Linked DNA regions of Homo sapiens: all the other regions are linked to region 1. The links are chromatin contacts, found by Hi-C or POLR2A ChIA-PET in ENCODE. All regions are on one chromosome and are shown on one strand. The core of a region is the stretch at or near the end of the contact, and the rest is flanking DNA. Distances in the headings are between cores, read along the strand shown. Region 1 holds the start of PRDM10 (PR/SET domain 10). Region 2 holds the start of HYLS1 (HYLS1 centriolar and ciliogenesis associated). Region 3 holds the start of EI24 (EI24 autophagy associated transmembrane protein). Region 4 holds the start of ACAD8 (acyl-CoA dehydrogenase family member 8).

The links. A loop is a pair of places that touch in the nucleus more often than their neighbours do. ChIA-PET counts read pairs that join two places held with the same protein, here RNA polymerase II (POLR2A). Pooled maps may share reads with other maps.
Region 2: a loop to region 1 is called in a pooled map, with 32 times the contacts of the local background. The contact joins the promoter of HYLS1 here to the promoter of PRDM10 in region 1. A Hi-C loop is called at or near these places in 1 of 37 single-sample maps with no recorded cell type and 10 of 50 pooled maps. POLR2A ChIA-PET finds 5 or more read pairs at or near these places in 2 of 52 experiments (BJ and activated B cell).
Region 3: a loop to region 1 is called in a map of breast epithelium, with 29 times the contacts of the local background. The contact joins the promoter of EI24 here to the promoter of PRDM10 in region 1. A Hi-C loop is called at or near these places in 1 of 168 maps with a recorded cell type or tissue (breast epithelium) and 5 of 50 pooled maps. POLR2A ChIA-PET finds 5 or more read pairs at or near these places in 1 of 52 experiments (A673).
Region 4: a loop to region 1 is called in a map of CD4-positive, alpha-beta T cell, with 9 times the contacts of the local background. The contact joins the promoter of ACAD8 here to the promoter of PRDM10 in region 1. A Hi-C loop is called at or near these places in 1 of 168 maps with a recorded cell type or tissue (CD4-positive, alpha-beta T cell), 1 of 37 single-sample maps with no recorded cell type and 8 of 50 pooled maps.

Annotation. Positions count from the first base shown.
Region 1 is chr11:130,001,486-130,004,185 of GRCh38, forward strand. It overlaps PRDM10 (PR/SET domain 10), which reads right to left and starts at 1,350. Exons shown (of 21, transcript NM_199437.2): 1 at 1,237-1,350. It overlaps PRDM10-DT (PRDM10 divergent transcript), which reads left to right and starts at 1,139. Exons shown (of 1, transcript NR_024233.1): 1 at 1,139-2,700. RefSeq lists silencers at 384-563, 594-643, 654-973, 1,684-2,073 and an enhancer at 1,484-1,573.
Region 2 is chr11:125,886,342-125,889,041 of GRCh38, forward strand. It overlaps HYLS1 (HYLS1 centriolar and ciliogenesis associated), which reads left to right and starts at 1,327. Exons shown (of 3, transcript NM_001134793.2): 1 at 1,327-1,424. RefSeq lists an enhancer at 1,035-1,084 and silencers at 1,225-1,274, 1,365-1,414, 1,515-1,904.
Region 3 is chr11:125,568,068-125,570,767 of GRCh38, forward strand. EI24 (EI24 autophagy associated transmembrane protein) reads left to right here and starts at 1,410. Exons shown (of 11, transcript NM_004879.5): 1 at 1,410-1,506. STT3A-AS1 (STT3A antisense RNA 1) reads right to left here. Exons shown (of 4, transcript NR_132372.1): 3 at 2,223-2,375; 4 at 41-51. RefSeq lists enhancers at 1,074-1,575, 2,078-2,127 and a silencer at 1,078-1,637.
Region 4 is chr11:134,252,278-134,254,977 of GRCh38, forward strand. It overlaps ACAD8 (acyl-CoA dehydrogenase family member 8), which reads left to right and starts at 1,291. Exons shown (of 11, transcript NM_014384.3): 1 at 1,291-1,432. The coding sequence starts at 1,324. It overlaps THYN1 (thymocyte nuclear protein 1), which reads right to left and starts at 1,075. Exons shown (of 7, transcript NM_014174.3): 1 at 563-1,075. The coding sequence starts at 605. RefSeq lists an enhancer at 836-1,205.

The sequences.
Region 1 (2,700 bases), core at 100-2,599:
GAATTAGGGCACAGGGCAGAGCTGGGTGGGTCTCATCACACATCTAATCCTCGATGACAGCACAAAGCCACCTCTCCTTGTGCTTAAGTGTACACGCACATTGATTGAAAATGCACTAAAATCCAACTCATCCACCAAGCAAGGCTAAAGGCGCGCACACAAATTCAACAGCGCTGCGTTCGCGTGGCTGGAGGGCAGACGGGGAATATTCCATTTTACTTAGTAGAGTATCAACACCTAGCTGCAGGGTTAAACCTGCTTAACAAAAGCTGGCGAGGGGCTGGAGAGGTGCACACCATCAGCCCTCTCCCGAGCGCCGACCGGCCTCGCCCTGCCTCTGCGCTGCACCCTGGGTGCAGGCGGACTGGGGCAGGGCCGCGACCCCGGCCTCGGCCTCCGCCTCCGCCCGGCCAGCCCCGACGCGGTGCCACGGGACAGACCCGCAGGGGCCACCCCACACCCCTGCGGGCCGGCCCCCCGCCCCGGTCCCGGACGCTAGCTTGGGAAGGCAGGCCGGGGGCCCAGCCATCGATGGCAAGTGGGCGGCGCGGCCTCCGCAGACAAAGCTGGGCGCCCCATCGAACAGGACCCTCCGCCCCACGCGCCCGCAACCGGCCAGCCCCGGAGCCCTGCCCGCACTGCCACCCCCAGCCCGGCGCCCGGCCCCCAGCCCCCGGTGCTCGGCTCCCGGCCGGCGGAGACCTGCCCGCCGCGCCCGGAGCGCCCGCGCAACCGCCGCCGCCGGAGCGCGCAGGCCGCCCAACCGCCGTCCCGGCCCAACCAACGCGGGCAGGGGAGGAGAGGTGCGCGCGGCCGGCGGAGCGTGCGAGCCACTCGGGGGTCGCAGGGGGAGGCTGCGCGCGGCGAAGGCAGGGGCGACGAGACGCCGAGGCCGGCGCTGAACGCGGCGCCAGGAGGGCCTGCTGGAGGGGGCCTTGCCCTCTTCCCCTTGGAAGGTGCAGATGGTTTGACCCCCCACCCCGAGTGAGGTGCCTCGTCCCAGCCCCGGCTGGACTGTACCATCGGGCGGTGCCGCCGGGATTTCTCCCCCCCACCACCACCATCAATTCCCCCCCCACCCGGGTCCGCGGTCGGTTGGCCCCGGCCGGGCTCTGAGACGCGGAAAGAGCTGGGCGCCATTTTGGGTGGGACTAAGCAAAGACGAAACACCCTCCCAGTCTATGGGGTAGTCTGGACCCTGGCTTATCTGGTTCCCTTAATCCTTTAGGTACTTACACGACGTTGGGTGAGGGGAGCTGGAAGATCAGCGGGTCCCCGATCCTCTCTCCCTAGGGGTGATAGAAATCAACCCCCCCCGCCACCTCCAGGTGGTTCTTCCCGCCGCAGAGTGGGAGCAGCATAAAAGGCGGGGTCTTATTAGCATAATCTGCCTGGCAACCTGATCTCGACGTTATATGATTGGTTAAACTCTGTAAGCCCCATGCCGTGCCTAGAGACGAGAAACGCTGGGGCGAACTGACAGGCCCAGATTTAGGAGTCATGACGAAGATCCTGAGACGCTTATTCAGTCTGCAGAGAAGCCAAAAGGAGATTCACATAATGGCCCAATGACTGAAGGCCTCTTTATTTCGTGCTCTGCTGTTCGTGTAAAACCCAATCGCAGAGCGGGTCTCAGGCGGCGCTCGCCTGCGTTTCTACTCTCAGCCAATCAGAAAACCCGACTCTTCGCATTGGGGTCAAGCCCCCGCTGCGGCCCGCGTGCTAACGGGGAGGAAGCTTCCAGCTGTGCCTGGGTGTCTCGGGCGCCGAGGGCAGCCTGCGCCCGTGCTAAGCCCGCCTCCCGCGCGCCCGAGGGCCCGGTGTCCCGGAAGACGCGCGGGGGTGAGGCGGCCCTCGCGTCCGCCCGCCCCGCCACAGATTGCCTCCGAAGTGGCCTGGCCGTGGAGCGCCGGCGAAAACCGAACTCCCGCCCGGCTCCCGGAGTCGGGAGCCTGCCGGGGTCTCGCCCTCAGGACCCCCAGGGAGCGGCCGGGCGCCGCCTATCACCCTGACCCACCGCACCTTGAGAGCGCTTTCACTGCGCCTCTTTTTTCTCCTCTACCAATCTGGAAAGGAAGTGAGTGTCATTTCAGACATTGAGAAACATTATTCAACACTGGTTACCCAGTGACTCAGCTCACTCCTTAACCGCAGGCTTCCACATCCTGCTGTCCCTTAAAATTGCCTTCACAAAGGGCAGCCAAGAGCCCAGCTTTGGAGAGATACCCAGCTCCAACTACCCACTGGCAGGCAATACGCAGGGCAGCTAGATGGCAGAGAGACCTTGGACCTTCGGACCTTCGGGGAGCGGTTTTCCCTTCGGTGATATCTACCTTGCTATGTTCGTGATATCTACCTTGCTACGTTATTTTGAAGATTAAGTGAGCTCTTACTTTACCGAGTAAAGTGCTTTGCTTAGCACACTGTCTGGAACTTAAATGAGAAGTACTGACAATATAACTTACAAAAATCCTAAACTATTGCCTGAGAAAAAGAGGGAGACAGGACAGCTAAGCAAAAGACGAGAATAGAAAACACCCACAGCGTGAAAAACTGTAAAATTAACTCAATAGTATTCTCTTTACTGTTTTTTGTTTTGTTTTGTTGTTTTGTTTTTTGATACGGAGTCTCGCTCTGTTGCCCAGGCTGGAGTGCAGTGGTGAGATCTGGGCTCATTGCAACCTCTGCCTCCCGGGTTCA
Region 2 (2,700 bases), core at 77-2,576, 4.1 Mb before region 1:
TTTGGAGGAAAAGGATTAAACATTTCTCCCCTCCCACTGAATCCTGGATTTAAGAAATGGTGTAAGATGAACTTGACAACTAGCACCTATTTGTTTAAGGTGGAAAATGCAATGCTCAGGACTCAAGACCAGTTGAGATAGGTTTGCTTGGTATTGACTAGGATATTGAACCCTGAGGGCCTCTCCTCTTGCTTTTACAGATCTCATCCTCAGCAATCCCCAAGCACTAGATTTTTTTTTTTTTTTTTTTTTTTTTTTTTACAGGTACAGATGCAAAAAGAGTTAAAACATCGGGTTTAAAAAAAAAATTAGTGGCTGGGCACAGAGGCTCACAACTGTAATCCCAGAGCTTTGGGAGGCCGAGGGGGTAGAATCACCTGACTAACATGGTGAAACCCCATCTCTACTAAAAATACAAAATTAGCCGGGCATGGTGGTGCTCGCCCGTAATCCCAGCTGCTCGGGAGGCTGAGGCAGGAGAATCGCTTGAACCTGGGAGGCAGAGGTTACAGAGAGCTGAGATCGCGCCACTACTCTCCAGCCTGGGCAACTGGGCAACAAGAGGGAAACTCCGTCTCAAAAAAAAAAAAAAAAAAAAGTTGAGAGTAACACCATGTGAAGGAGACAGGCACATTCCAAAAGAAAACAAGTGCATGTCGGAGCAAGGCAGTCGGTGGCTGGAGCACAGTTAGAGTAACGTGGGAGGAGCTGTGGAGACGCAGCCACGGGTCACGCCAGGGCCCTGCACACCATGCAGAGGAAAGGAAGAGCTCAGTGCGCCAGGGTTTCATACAGCCGCTCTCTCAGGCCCCAAGGAAACGTCTAGAGCGCACAGGCGGACTCACCCCAGACTGTTCGAACCGTCCCTGAGCGCCCGCCCTCGTCTCCCGGCACCACTGGCCCCGCAGCAGCCAGTTGAGAAGGGCGGAGGCTGATTCCAATGAAGTGGCAGACCGTTAGGCGGCCTCTCCAAAAAGCCAGCTATGTCGCCGTTAGCCAAGGTTTGAGGGTCTTCTCCTTCTCTTCGAGGGCCCAACCTCCCCTCCAGATTTAGTACACCAGAGGCGTCGCAGCAACGGCTGCTGCCTGCGCGCCTCAGCTAGGCGGGCTCGGATATTTTTAAGGCCACATTGGAAATCCCGGGCATGCTCCCGCCGGCGGAGAAGGCCCAGACAAAATGTGCGCCAATCAGGATACAGACTTGGAGGACGTTTACCCTCAGGACCAATAAGAGGGAGGGCGGACCGGGCCAAGGGTGCCGGTTCGCTCTCCGGATTTAAACCTCAGCGGTCGGCGGTTAACCGCAGGCTCGGCGCGTGGGCCGGCAGTGCGCCTGCGCAAGTTACGCGAAAGCTAACAGAATCTGCGGTGCTCTGCTGGCGACTGGCAGGACGCGGTGCAGAGAGCGGACTTCCGCGACGCGGGTAAGCCGGGCGAAGGCCGGAAGCGGAGGGACGCGGGGACCTGGTGGCTGCCGGCCCACTGCGGCGGGAGCCCTCGCTCCTTTTCCCACCGTCGGGACGGTGCAGAGTGGCAGCTTCCCTCCGTGGATTCCAGGTCCTGCCTGGCGAGCCGTCCCCAACGTCTGCGTTCCTGAGGGAGGCGGCCGGGGCAGCGTGAGCTACAGGCGATGTGCGCGGCGGGCCGCAGCCCCTGGAGGTCACGGTGTGCGCTGGCCGCCGCCGCGGTCTTTGCCCCGGTGGCCTTTCTGAGCTCCTGGGCCGCGCCCCTGGGACCAGGCGGAGGCCGGGGACGGCCCCAGGGCTGGAGGGGAGTCCCGAAGGCCGCTAGCGACCTGGGTCCAAGCCACGCCCACGGCCAGGCGGGGCGACTGCGAGCTTTGCCGTTGAAAGGCGGAGCGTGTCTTGTCGCCTTCTAGCTGCACCTTTTGTGGACTGCAGCATGGAACCGTCCAAGGTGTTTGTCCACCCCGAAATGGAAATAAATCTTTTTTATTCTAAACAGTATACAATCTCACTAAGCAGGCAAAGAAAAACATTAAGATATCTTTTTAGATTGGTAAGATTTTTCAGTACCCCATGCTGCTGAGAGAGTGAAGAAATGAAAGCAAGCACCTTTATGGCCTGTGTGCTGGGGATAATCTGTTTTTCTAGAGGGCAGTTTGGCATTATAAATCAGAATTCAGGCCGGGCGCGGTGGCTCACGCCTGTTACCCCAGCACTTTGGGAGGCCGAGGTGGGCGGATCACGTGAGGTCAGGAGTTCGAGACCAGCCCGACCAATACGGTGAAACCCCGTCTCTACTAAAAATACAAAAATTGGCCGGGCTTGGTGGCGGGCGCCTGTAGTCCCAGCTCCTCGGGAGGCCGAGACAGGAGAATCTCTTGAACCCGGGAGGGAGAGGTTGCAGTGAGCCGAGATCGCGCCACTGCACTCCAGCCTGGGCGACCGAGCAAGACTCTTGTCTCAAAAAAAAAAAAAAAAAAGAGAAAAGAAAAACATAAATCAGAATTCAAGTAGTACCATAACTTCTAAGTCATAATCCAATTCCAGGAGTTTATTCCAAGGACATAAATCGGACAAGAATGCAAACATAGTATGTACATGTTTTTAGCAATCCGAGCAACATTTAGTACGTGTAAAGAAGAAAGAAAATACTCGAAATTTCATCAGTCACAGATAACCATCAAACACTGTTCACATTTAGGTTTACTTCAGATATATTCATAATATATACCTT
Region 3 (2,700 bases), core at 160-2,659, 4.4 Mb before region 1:
AGGTCAGGAGATCGAGACCATCCTGGCTAACACGGTGAAACCCCGTCTCTACTAAAAATACAAAAAAATTAGCCATGCTTGGTGGCAGGTGCCTGTAGTCCCAGCTACTCAGGAGGCTGAGGCAGGAGAATGGCGTGAACCCAGGGGGCGGAGCTTGCAGTGAGCCGAGATCGCACCACTGCACTCCAGCCTGGGAGACAAAGACAGACTCAGTCTCAAAAAAAAAAAAAAAAAAAGATTTCCTCCCATGAAGTAAGCCAGAATAAACTCATACCTACTAAATTCTTTCTAAAATCTTTTCTAAATTGACACTCTTGAGAAAGAATAGAGCTTGGAGGAAGAGCTATTATTATAATTAATAGCACAATAATCAGTTTGTCATTAAACCACTTAGGTCTCTTTGTAACAAGATTTCTAAGCTTTAGTAGATGGATTCCTTATTCTATTCTATTTTATATTGTTTTGTTTTGTTTTATTTTATTTTATTTTTCGAGACAGTCTAGCTGTGTCACCCAGGCTGAAGTGCAGTAGTGCGATCTCGGCTCACCGCAACCTCTGCCTCCTGAATTGAAGTGATTCTCATTCCTTAGCCGACCAAGTAGCTGGGACCACAGGTGTGTGCCACCATGCCCAGCTAATTTTTTGTATTTTTAGTAGAGACGGGATTTCACCATCTTGGCCAGGGTGGCCTCAAGTGATCTGCCCGCCTCAGCTTCCCAAAGTGCTGAGGTTACACGCATGAGCCACCGTGCCCAGCCACTTATTTTATTTCATTTTTTAAATTTATTATTATTATTATTATTTTGAGACTGAGTCTTGCTCAGTCGCCCAGGCAGGAGTGCAGTGGTGTGATCTCGGCTCACTGCAACCTTCATCCCCTGAGTTCAAGTAATTCTCCTGCCTCAGCCTCCTGAGTAGCTGGGACCACAGGCAGGTACCACCACACCTGGCTAATTTTTGTTATTTTAGTAGAGATGGGGTTTCGCTATGTTGGCCAGGCTGGTCTTGAACTCCTGACCTCGTGATCTGCCTGCCTTGGCCTCCCAAAATGCTGGGATTAAAGGCATCCTGTTACTAATTTCACAGGATTTTAGAAACGCAAGCAGCGTTGTGGAGTCAATGGGGGAGGGCAAAGAACAGGAGGAGAGATCTGTGAGAACGGGATCGGCGAGGAGGCGACGGGGAGGAGGCGACGCGGAGGGGTGAGGGGTCCTCTCCGCCGCCAGGCGGAGTTGGGAGCCGGACGATCCCGCACGCAGCGCGAGGCGGGACCCCGGACTGACTACATTTCCCAGTCTCCGTCGCTCCGCGCGGCCCACCCCTTCGGCTCTGGGCCCCGCCTCGTGGTGCCGGCTGGTTCTTCGCGCTCGCCCGACTTCCCAGCGGCCCCGTGCGGCCCGGGCATGCCCAGTGCGGGCGCAGCGGCCCCGGCCCTGGAAGCGCCCCGGCGGAGCTGGCCTGCGGTGGGCTAGGGGCAGGGCCGGAGCCGCGGCGGCGGAGCTGTGGGTAGGTGCGGGCTCAGCCGAGCTAGGCCTCGGGGCCGCCGCGCCGCCCATTCTGAGTGGCAGGGACCGGGAGGGCAGGCAGGGCCCGAGCGTGGGTTGGTGGGGCTACCGGCGAGGACCCCTTATGGGAAGGGGCCGGAGGGAGCGGGACGGGGCCGGGCACATCCCCGGGCGAGGCTGCCCCAGGTGCGGCGCAGCTATCTTTAGCTCCCTGTGTGACCCGGAGCGTGCGTGATCCGCACCTCGCGTGATCCGTACCTCGTGCACAGTTGTGCCTAGGGAGACCAGTTTTCTGCCGAATTGCCTAGGAGCTGTGGGGAGATGGGCCTGAATGGACCCGTGGACTCAGAGGCAGCCCGTGGAGCCCCGTGGGAAGTGAGGATGTTTACCTTCCCTGTACCTGGAGTGGGCTACGACAGCTTCCTGTTTGCCGAGACTTGGGTTTAGTGACTTAGAAATAAAAGTGTGTCTCAGCAGATGCTTATTAGCTTCTAATGACTGTTGGGAATTTAATGGCATTTGTATTTCCAGGTTTGAGAGGTTATTTGTCCATGGGATGCTCGTGTTAAAACAAAAATCTTCATTGCAAAGCTTAAGTAAAAACAAGTCTCGACCGAGGTAACGTTAGAACACCGGGTTCTGAGGTTCACTGTAGCTGCCATTCATTTGCTGTCAGTCTGGGCAAGTCATTTAACTTCTGAGACTGGGTTCTCTCACCTGTTAAATGAGCCAGATGCATCTTCATCTGTCTAGCTCAGCTGTAGGATTCCCCCTGTGTCATTCAGTCTGTGTGTGTGTTCTCAAATTGTGGCAGGTTATTTTTCCCCATGCCTCAGCTATTTGTCAGACTGGGTAATTCACCAAATATTCCTGTAGGAAGGATGTTAGGATCTAAGTATAAAAGTGAAGTGATTTATCCTTCATAGGTCACTCTTAGGAGGTGTCCTGCCACTTGGTACATGCAGAAACCAGGTGTTAGCTGGCCAGGGATCAAATGACACAGCTGTTGTGGACTGAGACAGAATGTTTCAGGTTCCCTGTCAGTTCCCTGTGAGAAATCCAGGCCAAGTAATGGGCTTCCTTAAACCTCCAAGCTGGCTCACTTTGGTGGGGTTGTGTTTATATAGAATTTTAAGTTTTTTTCATGCTGTTGTGCCCTATTAGATGCAAGAAACCTATGAAGAAGTTTAGTACC
Region 4 (2,700 bases), core at 41-2,540, 4.3 Mb after region 1:
TAACTGCAATGTGCTGTAGTATATCTGGAACCCCTGTCATTCCCAAAAGAGGTACTTTCTGTACCTTCCAATGTTCCTCCTCCTCCATCCACTTAGAATGCCATCCATCTTTGTGATTATAAAAACGACATCACGTTTTCTTAGTACTAAACTTTGCCCGTGGAAAGTCTCCCATTCTTCAAGGCTGGGCTCAAATTCCACATCCTTCTCGAGGCCTTCCCCGTGATTCCTCCCTCCATAAACTTAACAATCCATTTTCCTGAACCCCATCACATCTGTTTGCAGTTCACCCGCAAGCAGGCGCTTTATATTCTTTAGCACGCCACCTGGTATCTCAAAGAGTCTTTGTGCACAACAACCATTGCCTGAATAAACAAGAAAAAGGAACTGTAGGTAGGAGCTTGGTGAGACAAGTAAAGAAGATGGAGAGTGATTAAGGATAATGGAGTAAAAATATCACAAAGGGTTCTCAAAAAGCAGGGAGTGAAAAATGAGTACTAAACAGGCTCTTCGAGAAAAGTTTTTTCTTGGGCTGCCTTTGTGCAGCCTAGGGGCAGCTCACCTGAACCAGAAGTCCCAGCCAGCCTCTTCCGGGGTCTCGACATGGTCACGCTGCAGGGGACTTTAGTGCGGACGATTCTGGAATCAACGGAGATACAAGAAAGAATGCTAATGTCCTCCAAAACCCGCGCAGAGCGAGATGGAGGCAACGAGAGGCAGCCTAGAACGTCTCCAACTTTTGCGAAACACAGACGCCTACGTTTGAGCCCTCAAATCCTTCCCTCCGTTATCTGCGCCATTTCCATCTCGCATAACCTGCCCCTAAACTCTTCTCGGTTCTGTCCTTGGTCCTTCTCATCCAGGAACCCCTATCTCAGTATGTAGTTCACTGGGAAGTGGCTCCACAGAGACACTTTTGTTGGGTGAATATAAGTAAGCCTTGTGTTACCTTGTTATCCTTGCTAATTAGGATCAACTGAATGGATAATCTAGATGATGAAGTAATTTGCTGGCTACAGACCCAACACTCTGCAGACTCGACTGCGGTCCGCCTCCGCTGCGCCGCAGGCTGTGCAGCGCGACCCCCGCGGCGCTTGGTGGGCGGTGCATCTCTGCGGCGCCGAGGCCCCGAGGACTTCTGGGAATTGTAGTCCTGTCCCCTTGGGAGCCCGCCTGGCACCTGGGTTGTTAGGGCTCGTGGGAGGACTACAACCCCCAGGGTGCAGTGGGACAGGCGTTGCCGGGTCGCAGGTCCCGCCAGTGCGAGCGCAACGGAGGTCGAAGGCGTTCAGACTCTTAGCTGAACGCGGAGCTGCGGCGGCTATGCTGTGGAGCGGCTGCCGGCGTTTCGGGGCGCGCCTCGGCTGCCTGCCCGGCGGTCTCCGGGTCCTCGTCCAGACCGGCCACCGGAGCTTGACCTCCTGCATCGACCGTAAGGATCTCCTGGCGGGCAGTAGGACAGGTGTCCAGAACCCCGGCGGACATATGTCCGCGAGGGGCTGCAGTCTCCCCGTTCCATCCAGTCACCCCGGCGTCAGCTCCCCTTCCGGCCAGTCACCCCCCCGGCCTGGCTCCCTACTCCGGCCGGTCACCCCCGGCCTGGCTGCCCCCTCCGGTCGGTCACCACCATCCGGGTCCCCATCTGGCCCGTCACCCCTGCCCGGGTCCTCCTCCGGCCGGTCACCCCCGCCCCGGTCCTCCTCCGGCCGGTCACCCCCGCCCCGGTCCTCCTCCGGCCGGTCACCCCCCGCAGGTTCCCCTCCGGCCGGTCATCCCCCCGCAGGTTCCCCTCCGGCCCGGGTCCTCCTGCGGCCGGTCACCCTCGGATGCTTAGAGAAGTGAAGAAACTTGGGGCTTGGTTGTTGTTGGGTTGGTTGGTTTTTAATCATAACAGTAGGTCATAAAAGCAGTGAGAATATAAGAAGCTGGCTGGGTGCTGATGGTGACAACTGCACAAGAACTCCAGGTCATACAAGATTTGCTCACACACAAAGATTTGGTATCTTAACACCTCTGGCTATAAGACACTTTTAGTGTTGAAACTCATGCAGGAAAAATAATTATTATTGCCAGTGGGAAACTCTACCAGAGCTGACAAACTTGAGTGTCTTTAGGCTCTGAACAGTAATTTGAATGTAGCGAGGAGTGGTGGAGACCCGGCCAGTTTGTGACTTCTCTGCCAAGAATGTTTATAAACACTTTTTTCTTCTGAAATATTTTTAAATTTATTTTAAATAAATGGCAGTTTTCTTTACAACAGAATAAGTCCCTTAGATATCAGATCTATAAAGTACAGTAAGGCATAGAATACTGTTTTCTTCTGAATGTCCTAAAACTCATTCAAGAGGTGCTGCCCTGGCCTAGCGCTTAGAATTTGATAACCCAGATTACCCTGGTTGATACCGAAGCAGATAAGGAATTATTTAGAGGTGGGTTTTGTTATTGTTTGCATCTTGCTTACACTTGAGTGGCTCTGCAGTCAAAGGCTTTTCCCATTTCATTTGGAGTGTTTTTCTATTTAGCTTTACCTTTTTAGTGTATATGTATTGGCATCTTGAGCTCTGCTAGTAACTATGTATTGGCATCTTGAACTCTGCTAGTAACTGGCAAAGTTCATGAGTGGTGGTATTTGTTTTGTTTTTATACTGTATTTCCTTCTGGGAACTTGTGTTTACTTATGCATATGATTTGCATAAAACT